3 separate regions of the Mus musculus genome follow, and all the other regions are linked to region 1. The links are chromatin contacts, found by Hi-C or POLR2A ChIA-PET in ENCODE. All regions are on one chromosome and are shown on one strand. The core of a region is the stretch at or near the end of the contact, and the rest is flanking DNA. Distances in the headings are between cores, read along the strand shown. Region 1 holds the start of Zfp146 (zinc finger protein 146). Region 2 holds the start of Polr2i (polymerase (RNA) II (DNA directed) polypeptide I). Region 3 holds the start of Zfp382 (zinc finger protein 382).

Region 1 (4,515 bases), core at 1,498-3,997:
TCTTCGGTAACAGAGGGAATGCTAGGGCTGTATTACAGAGGCTCACAGATCACGTGCAAACACACACACACACACACACACACACACACACACACACACACACACACACAGAGTTAGTTCTCTGTTTGAAGCCAGCCCAGTCTACAGAGTTAGTTCCAGGATAGCCAAGGCTACACAGAGAGACCCTGTATGGTGGTTTGAATATGTTTGGCCCAGGGAATAGCACTTGTTCTTTGGTAGTGTGGCCTTGTTGGAGTAGGTGTGGCCTTGTTGGTGTAGGTGTGTCACTGTGTGTGTTGGCTTTAATACCCTCATCCTAGCTGCCTGGAAGTCAGTCTTCTCTAAGCAGCCTTCAGAAGATGATGTAGAACTTTCAGCTCCTCCTGCACCATGCCTGCCTGGATGCTGCCATGCCCCCACCTTGTTTTTGTTTTGTTTTGGCTTTTGGTTTTTTTTGAGACAGGGTTTCTCTGTATAGCCTTGGCTGTCCTGGAATTCACTTTGTAGACCAGGCTGGCCTCGAACTCAGAAATCTGCCTGCCTCTGCCTCCCAAGTGCTGAGATTAAAGGTGTGCGCCACTACCACCCAGCTCCCCACCTTAATGATAATGGATTGAACCTTTGAACCTGTAAGCCAGCCCTATGAAATATTGTCCTTATAAGAGTTGCCTTGGTGCCTGTTCACAGCAGTAGAACCCTAACCAAGACACCCTTTCATGAAAAAAACCCTCTCCTCCCTCAAAAAAAAAAAAAAAAAAAAAAAAAGGTTCAGGGAAAGGAGAATAAAATGGGATGCTTTTTGAATTTGGCTTTGGACAGTCAATAGTTAACTACTGAGCTGTATAGTCTTGGCTCAGCATCATCCTCTTAGAAAAGGGTTGGAAGAAAGGAAACATGAGTGAGCAGGGTACTTTTGGATAGCTGTTCTTCTATCCTGGTGTTCAGGGGATGGAGGTCAGACATGGCTGGGCACTCAGTCCAAACTCAGTGTCACCTTGTAAAACTGAGGTCACTATTGTCCAGGGCCAGAATCTGCCCAAACTTTACGGCACCTGCTGGGGCCAAAACAGTAGTCACAGACCCACTACATTTGGCTGCTGCAAGATATGTCACATGAAAACATCCACACACCAACTCTTCACTTTCTAAGAAACAAATTTTTAATAATTTATTTTATTTTTATTGTATGTACATTGGTGTTTTGCCTGCATGTATGCTTGTATGAGGGAGTCGGATCCCCTGGAACAAGAGTTACAGACAGCTGTGAGCTGCCACATGGGTGCTGAAACCTGGTCCTCTGGAAGTCCAGCCAGTCCTCTTAACCACTGAGTCATCTCTCCAGCCCTAGAAATAATTTTTTTAACTTTGTGTGTGTGCACATATTCAGGTATGTGTGTGCAATGCCATTTTTGTGGAGGGCAGAGTAGAGTCTTGGGTGTTGGTTCTAGCCTTCTACCTTGTAGTCTGATCACTGCTACACACTCCCAGCTAGTTCATCTGAGAGGTTTTGGAAATGCTTGTCTCTGAATTCTGTAGGAGCTTGGATTACAGGATAATTACAAACACAGTATGACAACTGACTTGTGCCACAAGAACTTTACCCACCTAGGCATCCCAGTCAGTTTGCTTGCCACTGTGGTACAATCACTTCCCTAACATCCCTAAAGGTCCTCCTTACATAGTCACAATCACACATGGTGGCACGCAGAAGGCACAGTACTCTGCATCATCCAGCCATAACTGAACATTCACTCAGGGGCCAGTCACTCTTTAGCAAAGATAGTCCACACCCGCATACACACAGTATTACACACTGTCACAAAGTCCTCCTCCTTCTTTCTCCCTTCTCTCCAAGAACACAAGGATACTCACGCACTGCCGACGCAGAGCCACGGACACAGAACACTGCACACAGTACTACACAAGGTCACTTAACCCAGAGATACACAGTCACAGCTACAACTATATCCACACAACCCCAGGAATAAAGGTTATCGAGCACACAACACACTACAGGACCACGGGATACCACTTCCACAACCACAAGATCCCGGAACACATAACATCACATATGTTTGCACAGCAACAATCAGATATACACCTTGGAGACAGGTGATTACAACAGCACACTACTTGTAAGCACTGACAACCGGTCACCACCACAATCAAAACCACAATTAGAATCCCGCAGCCCAGTCCTGCTTCAGCGTGCACAACCCCGTTCAGGACACGCCTGTTCCCCACCCCCGTTCAGTACTCCCCAGACCATTTACCTTGGGTCTCAGTAGAAGGCGCGCGCATCCTGCTTCAGCCAAAGGTAAAGGTTTCATCAAAGTTGAGCTACAATGTCAGCTCGCTATGGACTCTGGGAAACGTAGTCCATAGCCACATCAGCCCCGGACAAAGATGGTGTCCTTTCACCTTGGGGTCTGGGCTCAGTGTATTATTGAGACGCCGCCCGTGAAGTACCAAAGAGGAAGTCCCCACTCCAAACATCTTACCAGGCGTGAGCTTATTTGGGTCCAAGTGACAACAATCTACTCTAAGAAACCCCAAATCACAAGAGGCGGCCAGGTTTGTGCGTGGGAGACGGATAAGCAACCCGCAGTGCCTTGTGGGAAGTGTAGTCCAAAGTCGTAAAAGCAGTATTGCTGATAATAGACAACAGCCTGGCTAGGCTTCAGTGAACAAGCCCTGAGATGTCGCGGAGACTTCTGGGAGTGCTCACTCACTCCCTGAGTGCGCAGACGCAGGGGCAGCGAGTGGACATTTTGGTCTTTGTCCGCGGGTCAGCACGGCCGTCGTGTCCACGTGGCGCCAAAGTAGGAGGTGGGATCTGGGCGTCCTGGGTCGGTGGGTTCGGGAGGTTGGAGGGCAGTGTTTCCGATCTTTGGAGGTGTAGCGCGGGGTTCAGGGAGTGGGCTGAAGAGCATTGGATCTTGGTGAAGGCGGAGGTGGGGGCCTCTGAGGAAAGCTTGAGCGTTTGAGACCGAATTTGACTGCAAAGTTTGACCCACTATTTGGAATGATTGAGTGGGTGTGGAGCTGGGTGTAGGATTGTGGGTGGCTATGCTTCACGAGGCAATGAGGAGACCCATGTTGAAGTATCACGTCTGCGCGGTAGTTCCCGAGTCGAAAGTGCTGATAATTATAACGGGGCCATCTTCCCGAAGAGCATCCGTTTTATTTGATTACTTGAAAGGTGGGATGAAGCTAAGGGTTAAATACTTTTAAAACTGTATTTATTGATGGTGAGTTTTATACGCAAATGCATTTCGTGATATGTGCAGAAAGCCTTAGTAAACATGTTTAGATTTTAAAAGACGATCTGTGTACTAAAACGCGGTTGTTTATGAATGGAGGTAGAATACAGATTACTCTGTCATGCTTAATTAAGGAAACATTTGGTTTGGAATTGTTTGTCCCGGGGGTGCCAGCCATAGACTTCATTTCTGATTTTTGAGGTACTTTAATAGAGCTGTTAGGCAAATTCGAGTTTCGGTTTGAAGAGCGTCATTTCACTAAAAACCCAGGATTAAGGGGTCTAATTTAGATTTAGGTTAGGCACAGTTCCTCATTTAAAGCATATATATATATATATATATATATATACATTTATTTGTGTGGGCATGCTTGCCACAGTCGGTTCTGTCCTCCATCATGTGGGTTTAGGGTCGGAATCCAGGTTGTCAGCCTTGGAAGCAAAGCGCCTTTGCACACCCCCCCCCCCAAGCTCTCTCACTGGTCCATGTTTTTAGTTTTTTGAAAAAAACTTAGTGATTACTGTGCTATATCGTAGATGTCATAACTCCTTCACGAGTACAGTTCTGTGAATTGTGTAGCACATGTGAAAAACTACTTCTCCCTGCTGTGGCAGTCATTAAAGACATCCGCAGCTTTGGCTTTTCTCCTAATGGTAAAAGTTAAGCAGTACCTGATTAAGATTTGCAAGTGGGTAGCTTTCAAATTTATGAATAGCTGCCACTAGTTGATACATTGTAAAAACAAAAAACAAAAAAACGAAACAAAAGTAGTTTTTTAAATATCACTGAAGCTGGACACATACACACCTTTAATTCCCAACACTTGGGAGGCAGAGGCAGTTGGATCTCAGAGTTTCAGGACCCCTTAACTACACAGAGAAACCCTGTCTTGAAGAACAAAAACAAAATGACAAGAAATCCCCCAAAGAAAAGCAGCTAGAATGTGAGGGTTTGCTTGTTGCAATTTTTTGGAGGTAATGTGTATTGACTCTTGACTGGGCTATATCCCTAGCCCACAGTTCTGGAAATTGATGCTACAAATGTATCTACTATGTTTGAGTGAAACAATACAGACACAAGTTTGCTCGTGACAGCAAAGTTTAGCCTAGAAAAGTATTAGAAACATTTCATGCTCATCCATTAAAGGATGGTTCGGTTGACCTATGATAATAAGCTTATCCAGTGGTCGTGCAGAAGAATGAGGAGGGAGCTTTATATAGACACTGAAAGGTCTCAGACATAGTAGGACAAG
Region 2 (4,515 bases), core at 779-3,278, 62 kb before region 1:
TATTTTCTGACCCCGAAACTTGGACCATAGCATTTGTGCATGCATACGTTTGTGAGCAAACACACACGTACACAGACACCCCAAATAAGCCAGGCTTTTGGTACTTGCCTTTAATCCCAGCACTTCTGGGCAGAGGAAGGCAGATCTCTGAGTTCCAGGCCAGCCAGGGCTACACTGTGAGACCTTGTCTCACAATAAATCCATATGATATATTTCCAGGTTCCAGATTGAGAGCAGGCAAGTAGCTAAGAGTCCCTCCCTCTCTCACAAGACGCTTCCTGTTGAGGGATGGAGGAGACACATGGCCTGGCTCCTGTTGCCTTAAGCAGAAGTAGCAGATGGCTAGTGGACCACAAACATAAGTGTCTGCCTAGCTAGGAATAAAGATAGGGAGTGGCAAGGCCAGAAGCCTACGCTCCAAGGCCGCCATCGCCCTCTCTGCTCATCTTAACAGGAATACGGCCATTCCGCTGCGGAGCCTGTGGGAAAGCTTTCACCCAGCGCTGTTCCCTGGAAGCTCACCTTGCCAAGGTGCACGGGCAGCCAGCCAGCTACGCTTACCGGGAGCGCAGGGAGAAGCTGCACGTGTGTGAAGACTGTGGCTTCACCAGCTCTCGGCCGGATGCTTATGCGCAGCACCGCACCCTACACCGCACGACCTGATAAGACTGGCTGCTCCCTACCCACGAGAGAAATAAACACGGGAAACACTAGTGTAGAAACTGGCATTTATTACAGGTGGAAGAAGGAACGATCACTCAGTCCAGCGGTGGCCGCAGTGTGGGGCAGTGCAAACATAGTACAGGCGCATGGCGTCCTAGCAATAAGAACGTTCAGTCAGGGTCTGGACCCAGAGGATAGTGTGAGGACCAAAAGAAACGATCAAAGAAACTTTCCCAATCTTGATTTGAGTAAACAGGATCAACCCAAAACTGGCGTGTCCCCCCCACCCCTACCCCCCCAAGCACCCAGCCGCCACTCACCTCAGCTCGGGCACTGTGTGACTGAAAGAACACTGCCTCCTTGTGGCCACACCTGAGGGAATGGTTCAGTTACTAAACCGCGAAAGACCTCTCTGTGCACAGCCACTCCTCTTTCCCTATGCCAGCTGCGTACTCACTTCTGGCACGGGTGGTCCTCCGTCCGGGGCAACGTGGGGTCCTGGGACACGTCTGCGATGATCTGGGTCAGCTCGCTGCAGGCATAGGGAAGTAATTAGCGGTCAGGCCGGGTGTCCTAAGAGGTGACCCGTGCCCCAAGCGAGGTCCCGCCACTCACTCCACTTCGTGCGTGATTTTGTTGACGTAGATGCAGCTGTTGTCGGCTTCCTGCTGGTAATCGCAATTCCGGCACTGCAGACGGGAGAGCATGTGGGAGGAGTGTCACAAACAGATCAGATCTCCAACAAGACTGGACAGGAAGGCAGGGTGTTCCCAAGGAGGGCATGGACAACATGGGAGAGAGGGTGTGCTGAGGGGTAGTCAAGAGGCGAAAGCGTGGGGGAGCCAGCAGGGAGCGCGCAGGGAAGGCGTGAACCCGCGGGCGAGAGGGTTGCCGGTACTCACCGCGTACAGCAGAATGCGATTTTCCTTGTCCTCCTTGGGGTACAGCATGTTATTACTGTGGGGAGGGGAGGTCAGAGGTCAGCCCTGGAGCCAGTCCTCACTGCCTTCCCACACCTACTGCCCGGGCCTCACCATTCCTGGCAGAACCGAATACCCACGAAGCCAGGCTCGTACGTCCCGTCGGGTTCCATAGCGACTGGGCTGCTGAGCCTTCTGCGCTTGCGCGGGCGCGCTACGGAACGCGGGAAGGGTCGCACACCGAAGCTGCACCAAACTAGGGCGATGCTGCGCGCATGCGCGGGTTCCTTATTTTTTTATTTTTTTTATTTTTTTTTTTATGGATGTCTGGCTGACGGCTTGCGTCGATCCTTTGATACCCTCTGCTACTCACTCCCGATTTCGGAACCTGCTTCCCAACTCCGAGTGGAATGGATCTAGGACAAGGGCTGGGACTATGATGCGCGATGTCATCCGCAAGGCGCTGAGCGTGAACGAGAGAATCCGCTGCTCTCTTCTTGGCCCAAGGCCAGTGCACATGCGCCGAACTTACACTCGGCGGACCGGGACAACTCCAGCCATTCTTCCCGGCTTCGGCCTCCTCCCGCCCTCCTCTCCTGCTTCCCGTGCACGGAAGGCCTCTCGGGATTGGTTGGACGTACCCGAGAATCCGCCTGTCCGTGGAGAAAGAACAGCAGCGATTGGCTGGCCATGTTAGGTGGAGAACTTGCATTGGTCAGCTCCAGAACAAGGGGCGGGACCTATATCCCAGAAGCAGCGGCGGCCACTGCGGAGCCGGTGTGAGACGGCTGAACCGCACCGCGGGCCACTCCGGGGCGCAGCGAGATGGAGGTGACGGGGATATCGGCGCCCACCGTGATGGTTTTCATCAGCAGCTCCCTCAACAGCTTCCGTTCGGAGAAGCGATACAGTCGTAGCCTCACCATCGCAGAGTTCAAGGTGTGGCCGTGGGGGCGGGGTCCGGAGGGGCGGGGCAAAGAAAAGGGAGTAGGGGGCTGAAAACTAGTGGGCGAACCTGGAGGGAAGGTTGCAGAGACTGACAGCCAGCCTCCCAGGCCTGGGAGCCCCGGAGAACAGAGTCCACCGAGTAGGGGCAGGACCCGGGAAAAATCAGACACTCCAGAGAGCCGAGGGGGCGGGTCCAGAAGGAACTGGTCCAAGGTGGGTCTTTTTGGAACTTGTTTGTTGATCAAAGTCTGAAGATGAGGCCTCTGACAGCCTTTCTCCTCATCTTGCCTCTTTACTGCAGTGTAAACTGGAGCTGGTGGTGGGCAGCCCTGCTTCCTGCATGGAACTGGAGCTATATGGAGCAGACGACAAGTTCTACAGCAAGTTGGATCAGGAGGATGCACTGCTGGGCTCCTATCCTGTGGATGACGGCTGTCGCATCCATGTGAGGACACCCTTTCCCGGGACCCGCCCCACATTCATTCACTAATTTATTTCTTCAACAAATACCATGTTTTGCCCAGTGTGATAACCAGTATAGGCTCTAGCCACATGGAAGCCCCAGTTCAGCCTGGTCAGAAGCAGACATTCAGTAGACAGTGACAAACCAGAGTTGTCTGAACTGGCTTAGGGGGAGGGAGCTCACGGGAAATTCATCAGAGGTACCAGGCTTTACCTGGGGATATCTGAAGAGGCTTCCTTGAGGAATGGGTATTTGAGCTGATATCTAGAGAATGTTCCATGGAGAGGACAAAAGTATAACACTGTAAAGAACTGAGGTGAGCCATCAAGTTCTGGCCCGATTGAGAGCAGCAAGAACACAGAAGGCCTCTGTGTGTATCAGCTCACATCATTCTGCCCTCAGCCTCTCCCCACCTTCCCTACTCATTCCCTCCCTGCTAAACTCTGTCCATTCCTTTTTCCAAATCTTTACTGAAGGTGTCATCCACCACCGTGGCCTATGGTGGGCCCAACACACCTGTAATCTCAGCATTCAGGAGGAGTTAGGAGGCAAGCCTAAGAGAAGCAGTGGGACTCTGTTAAAAATGAAAAACTAAAAAGGTGGCACACGCCTTTAATCCCAGCACTTGGGAGGCAGAGGCAGGCGGATTTCTGAGTTCGAGGACAGCCTGGTCTACAAAGTGAGTTCCAGGACAGCCAGGGCTATACAGAGAAATCCTGTCTCGAAAAACAACAACAACAACAACAAAAAAAAAAAAAAAAAAAAAAGTCAGAGGCTGGTCATGGAGGCTGTCAACTTGAGTTTAGTCCCTGGACCCACGCAAAGGGAAGAGAGAACAATTCCACGGTGTCCTCAGACCGACACACAGACACTCAAAATAATGAAAGAGAGACCGTTTAGCAAATACAAGGCCTAAGTTTGATTGTGAGAACAGGAAAAAAATTACAAGTGTCAATAATTAATTTTTCTTTTTTTTTGTTTCATTTATATTTATTATGTGCCATGGTGCAAACACATGGGTATGACCGCATGCTTGGAGGTCAACAATTGTTTTTCTCCTCCCACTGTGGTCCTCTGGCTCACTCAGAGAACCAGGTTTAGTACAGGAGCCACCATCTCTGTCTCCCTGAACCATCTCACTACAGCTGTCCTTCTATCCTTCCTCTTTTTGTTCTTTTAAGATTTATCTGTTTGGCTGAATGTGTATGGGGTTTTGGCCTGTGGGCGTGTATATGCATGGAGTCTGGAATGGACACTAGAACTGGAATTACAAGTGGTGTGAGCTGCCCTGTGGTGCTAAGAACCAAACATGGGTCCTCCGCAAGAGCAGATGGTATTCTTAACTGCTGAGCCATCTCTCCAACACCTCTTTTGTATTTTGAGATAATTTCATATAGCCCTGATTGGTCTGAGTGGTCTCAAAACACTCTGTGTAGCCATGGGTAACTCTATTCCCAAGCTTGTCTCTACCTCCTAAGTGGGATTATAGCTCTGTATACAATTTTGACCTGTCTTTCTCTT
Region 3 (4,515 bases), core at 674-3,173, 48 kb after region 1:
GCTGCTTTTGCAGAGGACCCAGGTTCAGTTCCCAGCAACCAGACCGTAGCTCATAGACATTGGTGACTCCAGCACTAAGGGGGACACCCTCTTCTGACCTCCGTGGCTGCCGGGCACACACATGGTACAGTACATTTATACAGGCAAAACACATGCACATGAAAATAAATAAATCTTTAAAAAGGAAACATAATTATATATGCATACTACATAAGTATTACTTACATATGATATGCTTATATCATATGTAATATATGTTATAGTTACATATACATGCTATGTATACATAGCATATATAACGTATTATATATTATTAATAGTTATTTCAGGAGCTGCTGCGTAACACATTTTAGTACTATAGATATGGACACAGAAAACAAATGAATCACTCGGGATCCCATTTGGTTAAGTACAGTCTCCAGTGCTGACTGCAACAGTGAATATTCTGGTGTCATGGTTATTTTAATTACCAGGAATGAGACTGGTCTTAGAAGTAAAAGCGTACTTTTAAAAATAATTTTAGGAACAGAAAAATCCACTTCCACAGATGTGCAGAACGTGGTATTTATGTGTGGAAAGTGCTACTCTTCCTGCAGGCTCCCATGCAACACCTTTCATCTCAAAACTTCCTATTTACCATCCTGATCCCAGGTTATTGGCCTCACCACGGGGAATTATGAAAATCTTACCTATTCCATTCCAACATTAGTATCTTTATATTTGCTAAGTTACTACTTCAAATTTTTCTCAAGCAGGCTTGCTGGTACTAATCTGATAATCAAATAGTACATAACTTCCAGGCTTGGTGGTGCACACACCACACGGAATCCCAGCAGTTGGGAGGTTAAAGTAGGGGGAATCACTGCCAAGTTTTAGGCCACCCTGTGCTACGAGAGAGTTCAGAGGCAACTTGGTATAGATAATGAACCTGTCTAAAAAAAAAATTACACATACGTGATCGCACAGCATACCTCAACCATTTAAATATTAACGGTACTACAAGCCAGGTGGTGGAGGCACATGCCTTTAAATCACAGCGGGGGGGCGGGGGGCGGGGGGGCGAGGGGGCGGGGGGGGGCGGGGGGAGAGGGCAGAGGGCAGGGGGCAGGGGGCAGAGGGCAGAGGGCAGAGACAGGTGAATCTCTGAGTTTGAGACCAGCCTGGTCTGCAAAGCGATTTCCAGGACAGCCTGTCTCGGGGGAAAAAAATCCCCCCCCAAAAAAATACACACACAAAATTATGAGAAATTACAGAAGAACACACACGTGTGCTTAGTGATAACCTTTCAAACATCCTTCAGAAAAATCAACCTACTGCTTCACATGTCATTCACGAGGACAGAACATGATAGAATTCCAGGCAAAATCACTCACAATCACGTTCACAAATCACTTTCAATTCTCCAATCTCCTACAGGAGTCATACCCAATCTAAAAATAGACGCAGGCCGCTATAACCCTAAGCAAAATCCCGCCATCCAGCTTTCACATCCAAGAAGATCGCGATCACTTTATGGCTCTCCCTCCCGCCCCCAAATAATCAGGATGAGCTGAGGGAGCCAAACCACAACATGCTCCCCACATCCTCACACGCAACGCTCGTGATGCCCAGGGACCTGTTCCCAGCGACAGAGTGTCCTCGAGTTTAACACGAAAACTACCCCTTCGGGTCACCGGCAGTCATCCTCGGTGTCACGCCCACGGGCCACACCCGAGGCCCTGTGCAGCCGTTGAGTGTCCCGGTCCCGCTTCCTTAACCTTCTTCCTCCCCAAAATTACCAGGCCTGGCTCGGCCTCTCGGTTTCCTCCCCGGTCTTCCCATCTGGATTCGATCTCTCGGTCGCCCTCCAGATCCGGAGCATCCACTGCGGTCCTCAGCCTCTCCCAACGTCTCGAACCGCCCCGCCTCCGCTCAGCCGTCTACGCCTGCGCACTCACGCCGGGGGCTCGCTCTCCCAGGAGCCTCCGGGGCGGCCCGTTAGTTGCCGCGCGCGCCTCTCCCTCGCCCCGCGCTTGCACCAGCGTCCCCTTGGCTGGGGCGGGTGGGAGTCAGCTGCCTGCTACGGTCTGTGGCCGCGCGCGGGAGTGCATGGCTGCGTCAGTGTGGGGTGTGCCCACAGGGGAGCTCTGAGACTGATTCTGATTAGGTTTGGGTGATTGAACGCGGACCGAGCGGTTTGCGATCCCATACTGTGACCAATTGATCTTGTGACAGCACTGTGCTTTGATCCTATTGGGACCGACGCAGCCCCCACCCCCTTTGACTTCTGAGTTTGGTAGAATTTCATTTTGACCACCCTAGGCTGAGAATTATGTCTTGTAACTGTCGAAAAGCGCGAGGGGTGGCCTCTGTTGCATTCTTGTTCAGTCTGTACGCAATGTCTTTCCCAAGGGTAATTCAGAGAACGCATAAGGTTTCTCTTCCTCCGACAGGGAGGTGAGGGTAAAGGGATGGCAATGAAAAGTTCCATGATTTCTTGGAATGTGTGCTGAGGTTTCTGTCACTGCCTCTGTCGCCTCACCGGTGACATTGCCAGACTACACAGCGTGGAGTGACTTGGCTATTAAGGAGAAAGTTGGTATTTGAAACCTAGAACGACGATTCAGGTTTAAAAACCACACAGCCTTGTATGGAGATCTCACAATGGGAGTCGTCGTCGTCGTCCCCCCCCCCCCCAGATTGAAGTGCAAGCGAAGATAGGATATTGAAGTTCTAAGGATAGGATTCCAAAGATTGTTTTAGAAGTTATGTGTCATTAATAATTTTCCAAGGATTTATATCCAATATGATGCATTAATCAGTTATTCCATAGACGAAGCCACACCGATTGATTCTATTTTGGACCAAATACTGTTCCATCTGAAAGTGCTACTTAATCTCAATTGTATGATTTTCTTGTGAAGGAAAACCCTACTATCAAAAAGGTTATTGTATTGATGAAATGCGATTTTTAAAATGTACTAGACTTTGTAGCTGATTCGCTCTGTTCTTAGTGCAGGACTCTGTCAATTTTTCAACCCATTTCCTCACGTTGTTCAAAATAGATTTCTTTCCCAATACTTTAGGAAAAAAAAAATTGCTAAGGCTGGCCAGTGGTGGCACATGCCTTTAATCCCAACACTTGGGAGGCAGAGGCAGGTGGATTTCTGAGTTCGAGGCCAGCCTGGTCTACAGAGTGAGTTCCAGGACAGCCAAGGCTACACAGAGAAACCCTGTCTCAAAAAACCAAAAACAAACAAAACAAAACAAAAACAAAAAGTGCTTTAAATATATACAGGTTTTACTATGGTCACCCGTCCCCCCACCCCCACCCCCGATTTAGTAGTTTCACTGAGAAAAATATTTAATAACACAAGTTGTCCTAAATATTTAAACTTTTAACCCTATAAATATTGTTTGGCACCAAACTGCTATGCCCAAACATGAGGACCAGAGTTCAATCCTAGACCCACAGAGAAAGTTGTATATGACATGGTGCCTATAACCCCAGTGCTGGAAGGGCAGACAAGAATATCCCTGTGTTTCACTAACCAGCCAGCCTAGCTGAGTCTCCAAGATGCGGTGACAGACCCTGTCTCAAAACCCCAGGATGAACAGCTCCAGAAATGTGGCACCCAAGATTGCTTTCCAGCCTGCAGTCTAAGTCTCTCTCTCTCTCTCTCTCTCTCTCTCTCTCTCTCCCCCTCCCTCCCTCCCTCCCTCCCTCCCTCTCTCTCCTCTCCTCTCCTCTCCTCTCCTCTCCTTTTCTCTTTTGTTTTGAGATGGATCAGTCTCACTATTGTAGCTCTAGCTGGCCTGGTACTCACTTGTAGACCAGACTGGCCTCGAGCTCACAGAGACATGCTTGCCTCTGCCTCCCAAGCAGAAGGAGTAAAGGTATATATCACCAAATCTGGTACATTTTTTTAAAAAACATTTTTTGTAGATAGAGTCTTCCTGGGTAGTCCTGGCTGACTGGAGAGCTGCCTAACTCTGCCTCTGGAGTTCTGGGATTGAAGGAAAGTGCAACTGTGCCTGTCAGGAATATTCATTATTAATGATTTGGAATACATTTGCCATTTTCGGGGGGAGGGGGGGTGTATGTGCCCGGAGTTCCCGTAAATTATTTAAATGGTACTTCTCTTTGTTGTAACAGGAATTCAACCAAGCAGCTAGTTTTATTATACTTTAGTGTATGTAGGGAGAAAAAGGAACTGCCAATGATATTCAAATGAGTCATTTTGGTATCTACAACTTTGGAAATTATATATCAATTTATCCAAGATCACTAAGGAGCTCAGGAAGACATGTGAAACAGTACTCAAAAATAGATTTTCAAATTTTGTTACACAGATTGAATGACTTCCTCAAAATAATACTAATCTAAAACCAAGTTTCTTTTTTTTTTAAATTTATTTATTATTATACATAAGTACACTGTAGCTAACTTCAGATGCACCAGAAGAGGGTGTCAGATCCACCATGTGGTTGCTGGAATTTGAACCCAGGACCTTTGGAGGAGCAGTCAGTGCTCTT

What was found. A loop is a pair of places that touch in the nucleus more often than their neighbours do. ChIA-PET counts read pairs that join two places held with the same protein, here RNA polymerase II (POLR2A).
Region 2: POLR2A ChIA-PET joins it to region 1 with 16 read pairs in Patski. The contact joins the promoter of Polr2i here to the promoter of Zfp146 in region 1. POLR2A ChIA-PET finds 5 or more read pairs at or near these places in 2 of 5 experiments (Patski and embryonic stem cell).
Region 3: a map of heart shows a loop between it and region 1 (4-fold over the local background). The contact joins the promoter of Zfp382 here to the promoter of Zfp146 in region 1. A Hi-C loop is called at or near these places in 5 of 37 maps with a recorded cell type or tissue (gastrocnemius, heart and left cerebral cortex). POLR2A ChIA-PET finds 5 or more read pairs at or near these places in 2 of 5 experiments (Patski and embryonic stem cell).

The regions. Positions count from the first base shown.
Region 1 is chr7:30,167,973-30,172,487 of GRCm38, reverse strand. It overlaps Zfp146 (zinc finger protein 146), which reads left to right and starts at 2,747. Exons shown (of 2, transcript NM_011980.4): 1 at 2,747-2,829. It overlaps Gm5113 (predicted gene 5113), which reads right to left and starts at 2,613. Exons shown (of 3, transcript NR_157376.1): 1 at 2,274-2,613.
Region 2 is chr7:30,229,587-30,234,101 of GRCm38, reverse strand. It overlaps Polr2i (polymerase (RNA) II (DNA directed) polypeptide I), which reads right to left and starts at 2,028. Exons shown (of 6, transcript NM_027259.1): 1 at 1,698-2,028; 2 at 1,566-1,620; 3 at 1,279-1,352; 4 at 1,121-1,195; 5 at 984-1,035; 6 at 715-817. The coding sequence starts at 1,756. The coding sequence ends at 755. Tbcb (tubulin folding cofactor B) reads left to right here and starts at 1,905. Exons shown (of 6, transcript NM_025548.4): 1 at 1,905-2,522; 2 at 2,833-2,976. The coding sequence starts at 2,409. Ovol3 (ovo like zinc finger 3) reads left to right here. Exons shown (of 4, transcript NM_001289817.1): 4 at 455-805. The coding sequence ends at 663.
Region 3 is chr7:30,119,340-30,123,854 of GRCm38, reverse strand. It overlaps Zfp382 (zinc finger protein 382), which reads right to left and starts at 1,923. Exons shown (of 5, transcript NM_001081007.2): 1 at 1,779-1,923. The coding sequence starts at 1,821.